Regions from separate parts of the Homo sapiens genome. Here region 1 is linked to region 2. Evidence: read pairs that join two places in POLR2A ChIA-PET (ENCODE). Cell type or tissue: A673. All regions are shown on one strand. Each heading gives the region's core, and the rest is flanking DNA. Links, peaks and the distances in the headings are about the cores only.

Region 1 (8,347 bases), core at 87-8,086, 150 kb after region 2:
TAGTAGAGACAGGGTCTTGCTCTGTTGCCCAGGCTAGAGTGCAGTGGTGTGACTTTGACTCACTTCAGCCTCACCTTCCTGGGCTCAGATGATCCTGCAACCTCAGCCTCCAGAGTAGCTGGGACTACAGGTGCACGCCACCACACCCAGCTAATTTTTGTACTTTTTTGTAGAGATGGACGTCTCACTGTGTTTCCCAGGCTGGTCTGAAATTCCTGGATGCAAGCAATCCTCCTGCCTTGGCCTCCCAAAGTGCTGGAATTGTAGGTGTGAGCCACCATGCCTGGCTCTGTGGAACTCAACTAACACAGAAATGATACAAATGATAGACTTAGTTGCCAAGGACATTTAAGCAGCTATTTTAGTTATGTTCCATATATTCATGAAAATAAAAGAAAGCATTTGCATATTAAGGAGAGACATGGAAGATAAATACATACGTATGTGAATGCATATGTGTATATGTAGGTAAATACACACACATACATACACAAATTGAATTTATAGAGATGAAAAATACACTGGATGGGATTAACAATAGCTCAAACACTACAGAAGAAAGGATTAGTGAACTTGAAGATACAGTAATTGATTACCAACGATGAAACATACAGAATTAAAAAAAAAACCCATAATGAACTGTGGGATAACTTCAAGTGTTTGTAATTGGAGTCCCTGGAGAGGCCTTATGAGGTCAGAAAAAAAATTTAAAATAATGGCTGAAAAAATATCAAATTTGACCATAAATCTAAGTTCCACAAACCTTGAGCACATGAAACATGAAGTATGCTAAGAAGCATAATTAAATTGCTTAAAACCAGTGATAAAAAGAAAAAAATCTTTAAAAAAGCACTGACAGAATGCAGAACATGCTAGGACTTAAGAATGGCAACAGACTTTTTTTTTTTTTTTTTTTTTTGAGACGGAATCTTATTGTGTCACCAGGCTGGAGTGTAGTGGCGAGATCTCGGCTCACTGCAACCTCCGCCTCCCAGGTTCAAGCGATTCTCCTGCCTCAGCCTCCCGAGTAGCTGGGACTACAGGTGTGCACCACCACGCCCAGCTAATTTTTGTATGTTTAGCCGAGACAGGGTTTCACCATATTGGCTAGGATGGTCTTGATCTCTTGACCTCCTGCCTTGGCCTTCCAAAGTGCTGGGATTACAGGTGTGAGCCACCATGCCCGGGCCAAACTTCTTGACAGAAACATTGAACACTAGAAGTCAGTGGAAGAGATCATTCTGAAAGAAAAAAGCTTTGACCTAGAATTCTGTACACAGTGAAAATATTTTTGGGCCAGCCGCAGTGGCTCACGCCTGTAATCTCAGCACTTTGGGAAGCCAAGGCAGGTGGATCACCTGAAGTCAGGAGACCAAGACCAACCTGGTCAACATGGCGAAACCCCGTCTCTACTAAAAAATATAAAAATTACTCTGGTGGCGGATGCCTGTAGTCCCAGCTACTTGGGAGGCTGAGGCAGGGAGAATTGCTTGAACCAGGGAGGCAGAGGTTACAGTGAGCCAAGATTGCGTCACTGCACTCCAGCCTGGGTGACACAGCAAGACTCCATCTCAAAAAGAAAATATTTTTGAAAAAACAAAGGAAAAGGAAGACTTTCTCAAATTTACAAAAGCTGAAAGACTATCAACAGCAGACCTGTGTCGTAAGAAATGTCAAGCCATTGAGGTCAAAGGAAAAAGATAACAGGTGGAAATCTGGATCTACATAAAGGAATGAAGAACAATGGAAATAATAAATATAAAAGACTTATTTTAAAAATTCTCTTCCAAGGTAATGTGCTGTTTTAGTAAAGATAACAATAGTATATTGTGGGTGGGCAAGGGGGAGGTTATAACCACTGGACTGCCAGAAAATGGTTAACAACCTCCTCTTTGCCTTGATGGTACCGTTTGCCAATTTCCATGCTGTAAATACAGCCACAGTGGTGGTTTTCAAGCTACCAACATGATGTCACTAAATGCAGAGCTGGGAATAGATACACAGTAATATACCATTATATAGTATTTCCAACATTAATGTACAATAGATGTATGTGTTAGACAAAGTAAAATGTAGTAAAATAATTAGGATGTAATGAGTTTTGAGTATTTATTACTGAAAGTTCAACAACCAACTTGTGAACCAGTATAAACCAACTCATGCATACCACTGTCAGTAACATGTAAGGAAACAAACAAATGGCAACAGTAGCACAAAGACTGGGAGAAGGGAAATGGCAGTGTATTATTCTAAGGTTCTTAAATTGTACATGAAGTGATACAATATTATATTGGTAATGGAAATGGAAGTATATTGTTGTAGTGTACTACTTATGGTGTTCATGAAGTGGTATAATATTACTTGAAGGTAGATTGTGTGTTCAAAATGTATATAATGAACCATAAAGCAACCATTAAGAAGAAAGCAGGAGGGAATGAATTGTTAATATGCCAACCAAGGGGATAAAATGGAATCAGTTAATACAAAACAAGGCATAAAATGAGTAAAAACAAAGAACAGATGGGATAAGTAGGAAACAAAGAATAATATGGTCAATTTCAATTCAAACACATCTATATTTACATTATCAGCAGTCACATTAATGTAAAAGGAGTAAATGTTTCAGTTAAAAGACAGATTATCAGATTTAAAAAAAGAGGTAACTGCTGCCTACAAGAAACCTATTTTATTTTATTATTATTTATTTAGAGACAGAATTTTACTCTTGTTGCACAGGCTGGAGTGCAATGGTGCAATCTGGGCTCACTGCAACCTCTGCCTCCTGGGTTCAAGCGATTCTCCTGCCTCAGCCTCCCGAGTAGCTGGGATTACAGGCGCCTGCCACCACACCTAGCAAATTTCTGTATTTTTAGTAGAGAAGGGGTTTCACCATGTTGGCCGCCAGGCTTTTTTCGAACTCCTGACCTCAGGTGATCCACCCACCTTGGCCTCCCAAGTGCTGGGATTACAGGTGTGAACCTCTGTGCCTGGCCAAGAAACCCATTTTAAATATAAAGACCATATAGGTTCAAAGTAAAAAGATGAAAAAATATAAATGTTGGTAACACTGATTGTAAGAAAAATAGAGTGGCTATATTTGTATTGACAAAGTAGATTTTAGAGAAAACAGTATAATCAGTGATAAAGAAGGTCATTTTATAATGATAAAGCAATCCATACATCAAGAAGATATAACAATCCTAAATGTTTATGCACCTAAATAGAACTTCAGTATAAATAAATCAAAAGCTGGTAGAACTGCAAGCAGAAATAGACAGATCCACAATTATAGCAAAACATTTCAATGTCTTTCTCTCAATCTTTGAAAAAATGTGTAGACAAAATTATTAAAAATATAGAAGACTTGACTAGCACTCTTAGCCAACTGGACCTCAGTTTATAGAATAATGCACTCTGCAATAGCAAAATACACATTCTTTTCAAGTACATATGGAACATTGATATGGTTAGGCTTTGTGTCCCCACCCAAATTTCATCTTGAATTGTAATCCCCATAATACCCACATGTCAAAGGAGAGATCAGATGGAGGTAATTGAATCATGGGGGCAGTTTCCCCGATGCCATTCTCATGATGGTGAGTGAGTTCTCATGAGACCTGATGGTTTTATAAGGGGCTCATCCCCCTTCGCTCAGCACTTCTCCTTCCTGCCACCTTGTGAAGAAGGTGCTTTGCTTCCCCTTCTACCATGATTGTGAGTTTCCTTAGTCCTCCCCTGCTATGCTGAACTGTTAGTCAATTAAAGCCCTTTCCTTAATAAATTACCCAGTCTCAGGCAGTTTTTTATAGCAGTATGAAAACTAATACAAACATTAACCAAGATAGACTGTATTTTACACTATAAAACAAGTATAGTAAGTTTATTTTGTTTTTAATTCAGCACTGTAAGACAAGGCGAGAACAAAATATTTTAAAAATTAATTCCTACAAAGAACATTCTCTGACCACAATGGGATTAAACCAGAGACCAATAAAAGAAAGATAGCTGGAAAATCTTCAAATACGTGTCAATTAAATTACATACTTCCAAAATAGCTATGTGTGATAGAAGAAATAAAAAGGAAATTAGAAAGTACTATGAACGGATGAAAAGTTAAAACACAATATACCAGAATTTATGGGATGCAGTTAAGCAGTGTTTAGAAAGAAGAGAATCTCAAAATTAGTAAAAGATGGACCTAGTGCGTTGGCTCACGCCTGTAATCCCAACACTGGGAGGCTGAGGTGGGCAGAGCACTTGAGTGCAAGAGTCTGAGACCAGCCTGGGCAACATGGTGAAACTCTGTCTTTAAAAAAGAAAAAATATATGTTAGTAAAAGAAGCAATAAGCAATAACAATGAAAAAAATAAATGAAACAAAAATAACAGAAAATCAGTGAGCCTGAGGAACATGGCGAAACCCTGTCTCTACAAAAAGTACAAAAGTCAGCTGGGCATAATGGCATATGCCTGTAGTCCCAGCTACTTGGGAGGCTGGGCTGGGAGAATCACTTCAGCCTGGGAGGCAGAGGTTGCAGTGAGCCGAGATCGCATCAGTATACTGCAGCCTGGGTGACAGAGTGAGACCCTTTATCCAAAAAAAAAAAAAAAAAAAAAAGAAAAGAAAAAAGAAAAAGAAGATCAGTGAATATAAAACCTTTAAGAAGCTTAATAAAATTGGTAGTTCTCTAACCAAACTGATCAAGAAAAGATAGAAGACTCAAGTTACCAATATCAGGAATGAAAGAGGTGACATCATTACAGATTCTATAGATATTAAAAGGATAATAAGAATGTATGTTCTTTTTTTTTTTTTGAGACAGAGTCTTGCTCTGTCTCCTGGGCTGGAGTGCAGTGGTGCTGTTTCGGCTCACTGCAACTTCTGCCTCCCATGTTCAAGCAATTCTCCCACCTCCTACTCAAGCCTCTTGAGTAGCTGGGATTACAGGCGCATGCCACTATGCCCATCTCTACAAAAAAAAATTTTTTTTAATTAGCCGAGCATGCTGGTATGTAGCTGTAGTCCTAGCCACTCAGGAGGCTGAGGCAGAAAGATCACCTGAGCCCAGGAGTTTGATGTTACACAGAGCCATGATTGTGGTACTGCACAGTGTGGGCTATGGACCAGGACCCTGTTTCTTAAAGCAAAATATTATCAATTAAATTCATCATAATCATCTTAGTTGGTGGCAGAAACAGCATTTGAGGAACTCCAATATCCCTTTCTGATTTAGAAAAAAAAGATAACTTGGCAAGTTAGGAATAAAAGGAAACTTCCTCAGTTCAATATAGAGGATCTGTAGAAAATAGTGTTTTTTTTTTTTTTGTTTTTGTTTTTTTTTTTTTGAGACAGAGTCTCGCTCTGTGGTCCAGGCTGGAGTGCAGTGGCATGATCTTGGCTCACTGCAAGCTCTGCCTCCCGGGTTCATGCCATTCTCCTGCCTCAGCATCCTGAGTAGCTGGGACTGCAGACACCCGCCACCACGCCCAGCTATTTTTTTTTTGTAGTTTTAGTAGAGACGGGGTTTCACCGTGTTAGCCAGGATGGTCTCGATCTCCTAACCTCATGATCCGCCCGCCTCGGACTCCCACAGTACTGGGATTACAGGCGTGAGCCACTGCGCCTGGCCGCCAATAGTGTTTTAAATGGCACAAATTTGAATGCCTCCCCCTTAAGATCAGGAAAAAGGAAAGGATGTCTGCTTTCACCACTTCTGTTCAAGGTTGTAGCAGTGAGATAAGCAAAATAAATAAAAGGCATCCAGATTGTAACTGTGCTTTTTTACAGAGCAGGATTTATACCAACTGGTTTCACAAATAATTTTAAAGATTCACTACTCAAGATAGTATGAAGGTAGACAAATAGAGTAATGGAAGGACTAATCAATAAATTGACCTATATAACTATTGGCAACTCAGTTTTATTGCAGGTACCAAGGCAATTCAGTAGGAATTTCACCAGTGGTCTTAGAACAATTGATGTAGCCTTTTGCCAAAAATAAAAACAAACATAAAAGAAGACCCAGACCAAATCTCAGCCTTATTTCTTGATTTTGTTAATAGAAATTTTTGCTTGAAATTGATCATAGACTTAAATGTAAGAATTAGAACTATAAAATTTCTAGAAGAAAACATGGGAGAAAATTTTACTGGCCTTCAGTTTGTCAAAGATTTTTTAAGTACAACACAAAAACCACTAACTATAAAAGACGAATCAAATAATTAGGCTTTATTAAAATGGAAACTTTTGCTTTCTGAAAATACTCTCAAGAAAATAAAAAAGTAAGCCAGACTGGGAGAAAATATTTGCAAGTCATATATTTGACAGAAGTCTGGGCACAGCGACTCAGGCTTATAATCCTAACACGTGGGGGCCGAGGTGGAAGCATTGTTTGAGTGCAGGAATTCGAGACCAGCTTGGGCAACATAGCGACCCTGTCTCTACAAAAAATAGAAAAAAACTAGCCGGGCATGGTGGCGGGCACCTGTAGTCCCAGCTATTCAGGAGGCTTGAGGAGGGAGGATCATTTGACCCCAGAAGGTTGAGACTGTAGCAAGCTGTGATGGTGCCACTGCACTCCAGCCTGGGCAACAGCAAGACTGTCTCAAATATATATATCTATATATATCTACATATATTATATATCTACATAAATATATATATCTACATATATATGTAGATATATATAGATATCTGACAGAGGATTTATGTTAAGAATATGTAAAGGACTTAACCCAATTAAAATTGAACACAGGATTTGAATAGTTACTTTGGCAAAGAAGATATGCGGATCACAAACTTGCGAGAAGATGATTAGTCATTAGGGGAATGCAACTTAAAACCATAAGGAGATACCACTACATATGCACTAGAATGGCTAAAAGTGTTGACTGGGGGCCAGGCGCGGTGGCTTATTCCTGTAATTCCAGCACTTCGGGAGGCCGAGGTAGGTGGACCATCTGAGGTGGGCAGTTAGAGACCAGCCTGGCCAACATGGTGAAACCCCATCTCTACTAAAAATACAAAAATTAGCCAGGCGTGGTGGCGGTTGCCTGTAATCCCAACTACTTGGGAGGCTGAGGCAGGAGAATTGCTTGAACCTGGGAGGTGGAGGTTGCAGTGAGCCGAGATCATGGCATTGCACTCCAGCTGGGCAACAAGAGCGAAACTCCGTCTCAAAAAAAAAAAAAAAAATGTTGACAGGGATGTGGAGCATCGGGAACTCTCTGCACTGGTGCTGGGGATGTAAAATGGTACAAACCAGCCATTCCAATCCTAGGTATTTACCCGAGAGGAATCAAAACATTTGTCTATACCAAGACTTGTACACCAGTGTTCTCCATCAAAATAGAAAAAAAAAAAGACTGTAAAGAATTCAAGTGTCCATTAGCAGATCAATGGTTAAACTGTGGTATATTCATACAATGTAATACTACTCAGCAACAAAAAATAATGAACTCTTGCAACAACATGGATGAAAGTGACAGAAACCAGATCAGCAGTTGCCTGAGCGCGGGAGGAACTCTGGAGGGATATAGGGGGAGGGAGAAATCACAATGGGACATGAGGAAACGGCAGTGATCAATATACTTATTTTCTGGTGATGGTTTCATGTGTGTAGATACATCATATCTTATTTTATACTTTATGTAGTTTACTGTATGTCTTTTATACATTAATAAATCTGTAAAAAAAAGTGGAAGATTTTTAAAAGGTGGACGTTTCTATCATAGAAAGCATTTTGCAAAAACAATTCATGGCACTAGAAAAATACTTCACAAAACAGTGACTTTTTGGCTCTGAAAAAAATGACAAGGTCTTACTGTGAAAATAAATGTTTAAACCATTCAGGATGTAAAACAACCCCAACAAAGGCACACAAAGTATATTGCTTCAGTTTTCTTAAAGTTTTACTTATAATGGACCACCCCCACCCCCCATTTTTTTTAACAGTGGTCAAATGAGCCAATATATATACTTTTTTTTTTTTGAGACAGACTCTTGCTCTGTCACCTAGGCTGGAGTGCAGTGGCACAATCTCAGCTCAGTGCAACCTCTGCCTCCCGGGTTCAAGTGATTGTCCTCCCTCAGTCTCCCGGGTTCAAGTGATTGTCCTCCCTCAGTCTCCCGAGTAGCTAGGACTATGGGCGCCTGCCACCACGCCTGAATAATTTTTGTATTTTTAGTAGAGACGGGGTTTCGCCATCTTGGCCAGGCTGGTCTCGAGCTCCTGACCTCAAGTAATCCACCCACTTCAGCCTCCCAAAGTGCTAGGATTACAGGCATGAGCCACTGTGTCCAGCCCAATATGTACTTTCTCAAATAATGTTTTACTTTTTGGTTAAGA
Region 2 (8,347 bases), core at 38-8,037:
ATGTCTGTTAGGCCTAATTGTTTATAGTGTTATGCAAGTCCTCTGTTTCCTTATGGATCTTCTGTCTAGATGTTCTATTTATTATTGAAGGTTGGGACATTGAAGTCTTCAACTATTACTGTAGAACTGCCTATTTCTTCCTTGAGTTCTGTCAAGGTATGTAGTACATATTTTGGAGCTCTGTTATTAGGTGGGTATATATTTATAGTTGTTATAGCTTCTTGATGAATTGACCCTTTTATCAATATATAATGACCTTTTTGTGTCTTTTAATCATTTTTGACTTAAAGCCTCTTTTGCTTCATATTAGTATAGATACCCCAGCTCATCTTCAGTTACCATTTGCATAGAATCTCTTTTTACATCCTTTCACTTCCAACCTTATAGAGCTAAAGTGAGTCACTTATAAACAGCATATAGTTGAAACATTTTTAAATTAATAGAATTTATTTTTTTAGAGAAGTTTTAGGTTTATAGAAAAGTTGAGTGGAAAGTACAGAGAGTTTCCATATACCTACTGCTGCCCCTACACACCATTTCTCCTATTGTTACCATCTTACGTTAATGTAGTACACTAGGCTTCCCTCTTTGTGTTGTACATTTTATGAGTTTTAACAATTGTATAATGACATGTATCCACTATTAAAGTATTGCACTGAATAGTTTCACTGGCAGTCTGCCAGTCTGTGTATTTTAACTAGTGAGTTTAATCCATTTATATTTAAAGTTATATTATTTAATATATTTATATTAATATACATAATTATATGTTAAATATATGTTGTACATTAAATTACTGAGTCATTATATTCTACCATTTAGCCATTTATTTTCTAAATGTCTTATCTTTTTTGTTCCTCGTTTTCTTCAGTACTACCTTCTTCTGTGTTTGATTTTTTTCTAGTGGACTATTTTTACTTTATCCATGTTTCCTTTTATGTAATTTTAAAAGTTATTTAAAAATGGTTACCATGGAGATTTCATTTAGCATCCTAAATTTATAACACCATTGCTTGTTTGAAATGATCCAAACTTAGCTTCTATAGCATATAAAATTTATCCTATACAGCTTTGTACCCACCTTATATTGTTATTGTCACAAATTCCATCTTTATACACTATGTGCCTACTGCATAGATTTGTAATTATTGTTTGATGCATTGTATTTTGAATCATAAGAATCAAAAATAGGAAGTATAAACTAGAAATACAATAATACTGGCTTTTATATTTACCTATGTAGCTATCTTTACCAGAGTTCTTTATTTCTTCAGATGACTTCAACTTCAACTCACTGTCTAGTGTCCTTTCATTGCTGCCCAAAGGACTCCCTTTAGCATTTCCTACAGGGTAAGTCTAGGGGCAACAAACTCCCTTAGCTTTTGCTTACCTGGGAATGTTTTAATATCTTCCTTTTTTTTTTTTCTTGAGATGGAGTTTTACTCTGTTGCCTAGGCTGGAGTACAGTGGCACAATCTTGGCTCACTGCGACCTCTGCCTCCTGGGTTCAAGTGATTCTCCTGCCTCAGCCTCCCAAGTAGCTGGGACTACAGGCACATATCACAATGCCTGGCTGATTTTTGCATTTTTTTTAAATAGAGACGGGGTTTCACCATGTTGGCCAGGCTGGTCTTGAACTCCTGACTTCAAGTGATCCACCTGCCTAGGCCTCCCAAAGTGCTGGGATCACTTAGAGTCATGAGCCACCATGCCCAGCCCATATCTTCCTAATTTTTGAAGAACAATTTTGCTTGATATAGAATTCTTACTAGACAGTTTTTTTTTTTTTATTTCAGCACTTGGGTATGTCATTATACTGCTTTCTGGCTGTCATTGTCTCTGATGATTATTACATTAACAGTCTTATTGGGGTATATATTGAATAATCAATGCATTATGAGTCACTTATCTCTTGCCATTTTCAAGATTATCTCTTTGCCTTTGGATGTTGACAGTGTGATTATAAATATGATTGATTATCATAGTGTGGATCTCTTCATGATTATCCTACTTGGAGTTCATTGAACTTCTTGGATGTGTACTTATGTCTTTCATCAAATTGGGACTTTGGGGCCATTCAAATGTCTTTCTAACTCTTTTTCATGTTTGTGTGCTTGATGGTATCTCACAAGTCTCTTAAGCTCTGTTCGTTTTTCATTCTTTTATCTTTATGCTCATCGAACTGGATAATTTCAATTATTTTATCTTCAGGTGCACTGATTCTTTCTTCTGCCTGTTCAAATATACCACTGAATCCCTCTAGTAAATTTTTTTTTAGCTATTGAACTTCCAGCTCCAGTTGTTTAAAATTTGGTTTCTTTTACAATTTACATTTCTTTATTGATAACCTTTACTTGTTCATCTATTGGTTTCCTTTAGGTCTTTGAGCAAATGTAAGGTGGTTGATATTTAAAGTTATATTATTTAATATGTTATATTTATATATTTAAACTCTTTCTCTAGTCATTCCAATGTCTGGCTTCCTCTAGCATGGGTTTTGTCTATTTTTTTTTTCTGTGGATGGGCCATACTTTCCTGTTTCTTTGTATGCCTGTATTTTTTGTTGTTGAAAACTGGACGTTTTGAATATTATACTGTGGTAACTCTAGATAGCATACTTTCTGTTCTCCCCAGGGTTTGCTGTTGTTGATTGTTGAGGACTGCAGTAATCTGTTTGTTTAGTGACTTTTCCAAACTATTTTTGTACAGACCATGTTCTTTGTTTGCGTAGTCACTGAAGTCTGTGTTCTATTATTTCAGTGGTCAGCCAGTGACCTGACAGAGGTTTCCTTGAATGCCTGGAGCCAAAAAGAAAAATAAAAGCAACTCCATTGGTCTTTGCATATTGGCTGGGGTGCTCCCTCAACTGTGCCTTAGCCTTTACCTCCTGCTTGTGTGGAGCCCAAAGAACAGCCAGAGGTGCAAGTGTATGATTTATTCTGAGCCTATATCTGGCTTTGAGCTTGTGTGTTGCACTAGATTCCACAGTATGCAAGGCAGCCCTTCAGAGCATTTATTCCTCCTCCCCACTCCTCCCCCAAGACTATTCCTCCTCACTGTCTCCTTCTTAGGCTTTTGAGTCTGTCTTCTGCTTGCCTGCTCCTGCATCCTTTCCTCCAGGCAGCTATGGATAGTGCATGTCTTTACTTGCTTTCACCATTTCTGTGGCACCACTCCTTCTCCTGCTAGATTTTGCTCTGGCCCTTTATTTCTCTGATTTTCTTCATCATTTCCCTCTCATGAGTATCTTGCTTTAGATGACAAATTATTCTAGCCTCACTCATTTAAAAAGAAAATAATCTCTGCCCAGCTTCTCTCTTCTCCGAAGAGTTGTCTACATTCTCTCTCTCCCCTTCAACTTCCTTTTGCCCCACAAACCCCTGCATTCTTTTTTCTATTAAAAATATGCTCCTTAAAGACAACCAATGACTTCCTAATTGCTCTGTGCCGTGAGTGTTTTTCAGCCAACTTCTTGTATCTTTTGGAGACATTGTTCATTGCTAACTTATCCTTCCTTCCTGAAACATTTGTTCCTTTTGACTTCTGTGACATTTACTGGTTTACATTTCCTGACATTTATGAATCTTTTGATTCTTCCTGACATTTATCATTCTCTCTTTTATGGGCTTATCTTCTTCCACTCACTCCTTAACTCCTTAAACTCCAAGGTCCCCCAAGGCTTAATCCCCCACCCCAGTCTTTGTTACATTTTATCTGGGTGATGTTTTCCACACTCACTCATTGTTTCAACATTATCTCTACATTGACAACTCCCAAATCTGTTACTCTAAAACTTTTATTTTCCTCCTTAAGAAGATAACTCATATATCCTATTTCCTACTAGATGGATAGATAAACATCTCACATGTACCAAAACAGAACCTAAACTATCTCTTCCTCCAGTATTCTCAATCTCCAGTGGAAACACCACCTATCACTAGGTTAGAAATTGGGTTTCATTCTAAACTCCTTCCTGTCCTTCATTATCAACACCCAAGGAATCACTCAGTTCTGCCTGTTTAGCCTCTTGGGTATTTCTCAAGTTAGTCCAGTTTTCTCTATCCTCATTACCAATGTCCCAGTCCAAGTCTATGTCATTCTCTCTTGGACCACTGTGTCAGCATCCTCATCCTCAGCAGTCTGTCTTGCTCAGTGCTATCATCTCCTAATTTCTTCTTCCTTTTTTTTTTTTTTTTAACAGAGTCTTGCTCTGTCGCCCCGGCTGGAGTGCAGTGGCATGATCTTGGCTCACTGCAACCTCCGCCTCTTGGGTTCAAGCGATTCTCATGCCTCAGCCTCCCGAGTAGCTGAGATTACAGGTATACACCACCATGCCCAGCTACTTTGTGGATTTTTTTTTTTAGTAGAGACGGGGTTGCTCCATGTTGCCCAGGCTGGTCTTGAACTCCTGAGCTCAGGCAATCCGCCCGCCTCGGCCTCCCAGAGTGCTAGGATTACAGGCATGAGCCACCATGCCCGGCTCCCTAATTTCTTCCTCAGCTGCTGAAGAGGAAATCCTTCCATGCAAATATAATCATATCCTTCCTGCTTTTAGTTCTTCAGTGGCTGCCCATCTCCTTCAGCTCCTTCATCAATCAGGTCCCTACAAACCTCACTATTGACACCTCCTGCTTCTGACTATGGACTGCAGCCATTCATCTGCATTTGCCAGGCCTTTTCTCACCTCTGTGCCTTCCCTCCCTCTCCCACTCCATAACACCTACTTACATCATCCATGAAGGCTTCCCTGGCTTCATCTTCAAGGTCACTACTCTGAGCTCTGGGAATACACTGGGCCTATTCTAGTGGTTGCATTCGTACACTGTTCTGTGGTGATCTCTTTCCATGTCTTTCCCCTTTACTGGGTTGGAAGCTGCTTGTATAACCATCAGCTATTGCACTCCTGCCACATTGTTGTTTTTTTTTTTTAATTTAAGTTCTAGGGTACGTGGGCACAACGTGCAGTTTTGACACATAGGTACACATGTGCCATGTTGGTTTGCTGCAACCATCAACTCATCATTTACATTAGGTATTTCTCCTAATGCTATCCCTCCCTCAGTCCCTCACCCCGCAACAGGCCCCAGTGTGTGATGTTCCCCGCCCTGTGTCCAAGTGATCTCATTGTTCAGTTCCCACCTATGAGTGAGAACATGCGGTGTTTGGTTTTCTATCCTTGTGATAGTTTGCTCAGAATGATGGTCTCCAGCTTCATCCATGTCCCTGCAAAGGATATAAACTCATCCTTTTTTATGGCTGCATAGTATTCCATGGTATATATGTGCCACATTTTCTTAATCCAGTCTATCATTGATGGACATTTGGGTTGGTTCCAAGTCTTCGCTATTGTGAATAGTGCCGCAATAAACATACGTGTGCATGTGTCTTTATAGTAGCATGATTTATAATCCTTTGGGTATATATCCAGTAATGGGATTGCTGGGTCAAATGGTAATTCTAGTTCTAGATCCTTGAGGAATCACCACACTGCCTTCCACAATGGTTGAACCAATTTACACTCCCACCAACAATGTAAAACAGTTCCTATTTCTCCACATTCTCTCCAGCATCTGTTGTTTCCTGACTTTTTAATGATTGCCATTCTAACTGGCATGAGATGGTATCTCATTGTGGTTTTGATTTGCATTTCTCTGATGACCAGTGATGGTGAGCATTTTTTCACGTGTCTGTTGGCTGCATAGATGTCTTCTTTTGAGAAGTGTCTGTTCATATCCTTTGCCCATTTTTTAATGGGGTTGTTTGTTTTTTTCTTGTAAATTTGTTTGAGTTCTTTGTAGATTCTGGATATTAGCCCTTTGTCAGATGGGTAGATTCCAAATCTTTCTCCTATTCTGTAGGTTGCCTGTTCACTCTGACGGTAGTTTCTTTTGCTGTGCAGAAGCTCTTTAGTTTAATTAGATCCCATTTGTCTATTTTGGCTTTTGTTGCCATTGCTTTTGGTGTTTTAGACATGAAGTCCTTGCCCATGCCTATGTCCCGAATGGTATTGCCTGGGTTTTCTTCTAGGGTTTTTATGGTTTTAGGTTTAACATTTACATCTTTAATCCATCTTGACTTAATTTTTGTATAAAGTGTAAGGAAGGGATCCAGTTTCAGCTTTCTACATATGGCTAGCCAGTTTTCCCAGCCACCATTTATTAAATAGGGAATCCTTTCCCCATTTATTGTTTTTGTCAGGTTTGTCAAAGATCAGATGGTTGTAGATCTGTGGCATTATTTCTGAGGCCTCTGTTCTGTTCCATTGGTCTATATATCTGTTTTGGTACCAGTACCATGCTGTTTTGGTTACTGTAGCCTTGTAGTACCGTTTGAAGTCAGGTAGCATAATGCCTCCAGCTTTGTTCTTTTTACTTAGGCTTGTCTTGGCAATGCAGGCTCTTTTTTTGGTTCCATATGAACTTTAAAGTAGTTTTTTCCAATTCTGTGAAGAAAGTCATTGGTAGCTTGATGGGGATGGCATTGAATCTATGAATTACCTTGGGTAGTATGGCCATTTTCATGATATTGATTCTTCCTATCCATAAGCATGGAATATTCTTCCATTTGTTTGTGTCCTCTTTTATTTCATTGAGCAGTGATTTGTAGTTCTCCTTGAAGAGGTCCTTCACATCCCTTTAAGTTGGATTCCTAGGTGTTTTATTCTTTTGTAGCAATTGTGAATGGGAATTCACTCATGATTTGGCTCTCTGTTTGTCTGTTAATGGCGTATAGGAATGCTTGTGATTTTTGCACATTGATTTCATATCCTGAGACTTTGCTGAAGTTGCTTATCAGCTTAAGGAGATTTTGGGCTGAGACGATGGGGTTTTCTAAATATACAATCATGTCATCAGCAAATAGGGACAATTTGACTTCCTCTTTTCCTAATTGAATACCCTTTATTTCTTTCTCTTGCCTGATTGCCTTGGCCAGAACTTCCAAGACTATGTTGAACAGGAGTGGTGAGAGAGGGCATCCCTGTCTTGTGCCAGTTTTCAAAGGGAATACATCCAGTTTTTGCCCATTCAGTATAATATTGGCTGTGGATTTGTCATAAATAGCTCTTATTATTTTGAGATACGTTCCATCAATACCTAGTTTATGGAGAGTTTTTAGCATGAAGGGCTGTTGAATTTTGTTGAAGGCCTTTTCTGCATCTCCTGCCACATTTTTTATCCTCAGCCAAAGTTAATAGAATGAATGCATGAATAAATGAACAAATGATGTACAGATTTTTTTTTTCCCTTCTTGTGGGAAAGAGTTGGCAAAAGAGAAATTAGGAGGAGTAACTGGAAACAATCATGAGAAATCTTTCAAATAGAAAACATTACACTGCTGGTTAATCTGGTTTTTTAAAGTCATCATATTTAAAGCAATTTTTAGAGTAGCATTTGAACTTTATGGAATTCTGAATTGGGAGAGATTATAAGAGCTCATCTGTCTCAACCTCTAGTTTCTGAAGAACAATAATTAAAATGAAAAAAAAATGCTCATTTTAAAAGATGCCCTTTAAAAGTAGTTTCATGTATCCTGAACCATCCCCAGACAATGAGCCTTACAAAATCTCGACCTGCTGAACTAAAACTGTTCAACCGAATACTAAAATAAGCTCAAAGGAAAAGAATGGAGAGATTTGGTGTGGAGAAGAGGTGGTGTTGCCTAGTAACCTATGGACAGCGCCTGCAATAGGTTTGCTCTTGCCTGACATCCCAGATAGCCATGAGAAGGAACCTTAGTTTTCAAGTTACTGATACCTCCTTCTCTCTCTGTCTGTTTAAAGAGCACTACCCTTACACACACTGGTGAAAGTCATTAAGTACTAGTCTTTCTGTTTCTAGCCAGTGATTATCGATCTATAGAGTATGTAAGAATCACCTGGAGGCTTGTTAAACCATAGATTACTTTGTCCAGCCCCAGAGTTTCCAATTCACATGTCTGGGTCGGGGTCTAAGAATTTGCATTGCCCACAAGTGCTTCCCAGGTGATGCTGGTGATTCTGGTCTGGGGACCACATTTTGAGAACCACTGTTCCATGCTGTCCCTGAGAATGGCCATGATGACTTACATGATGGTCTTCAGGATGCAATTAAATGGGATTTAAGGTTATGCTTTTATGCTTCTCAAATACTCAAATAAATGTAACGTTGCAAGATGTAAACCATCACCTTGTTTGGGCTGCTTTCTAAAATATTTTGCTTTTAGGTTAGTAGTTTTGCTTCTCTAGCCTTGGATCCTTTGAAGATAGGTCACTGGATTATTGTGCATTATAGTTAATGAAATAATCGCAAATGTGCAATGCTAAGTAATAGGGCAAGTTTTCAAGCTTCAGACAGGGCCTCTTTATGCA

What was found. ChIA-PET counts read pairs that join two places held together with the same protein. Peaks named below come from ENCODE experiments on the same cell type or tissue, not always from the same donor. Only the 100,000 strongest peaks of a DNase experiment are listed, where the experiment ranks them.
Region 1: POLR2A ChIA-PET joins it to region 2 with 17 read pairs; 2 of 35 experiments call an interaction of 5 or more read pairs at or near these places.

Annotation. Positions count from the first base shown.
Region 1 is chr18:62,816,955-62,825,301 of GRCh38, forward strand. All of the region lies in intron 1 of PHLPP1 (PH domain and leucine rich repeat protein phosphatase 1), which reads left to right. Among named protein-coding and RNA genes, the nearest start is that of PHLPP1, 110 kb to the left of the region's middle. In A673, for the core only: no CTCF peak of the experiment used is centred there; no DNase peak of the experiment used is centred there.
Region 2 is chr18:62,670,062-62,678,408 of GRCh38, forward strand. No RefSeq gene overlaps it. Among named protein-coding and RNA genes, the nearest start is that of PHLPP1, 41 kb to the right of the region's middle. In A673, for the core only: no CTCF peak of the experiment used is centred there; a DNase peak (open chromatin) is centred at 3,550; H3K27ac peaks cover 904 bases.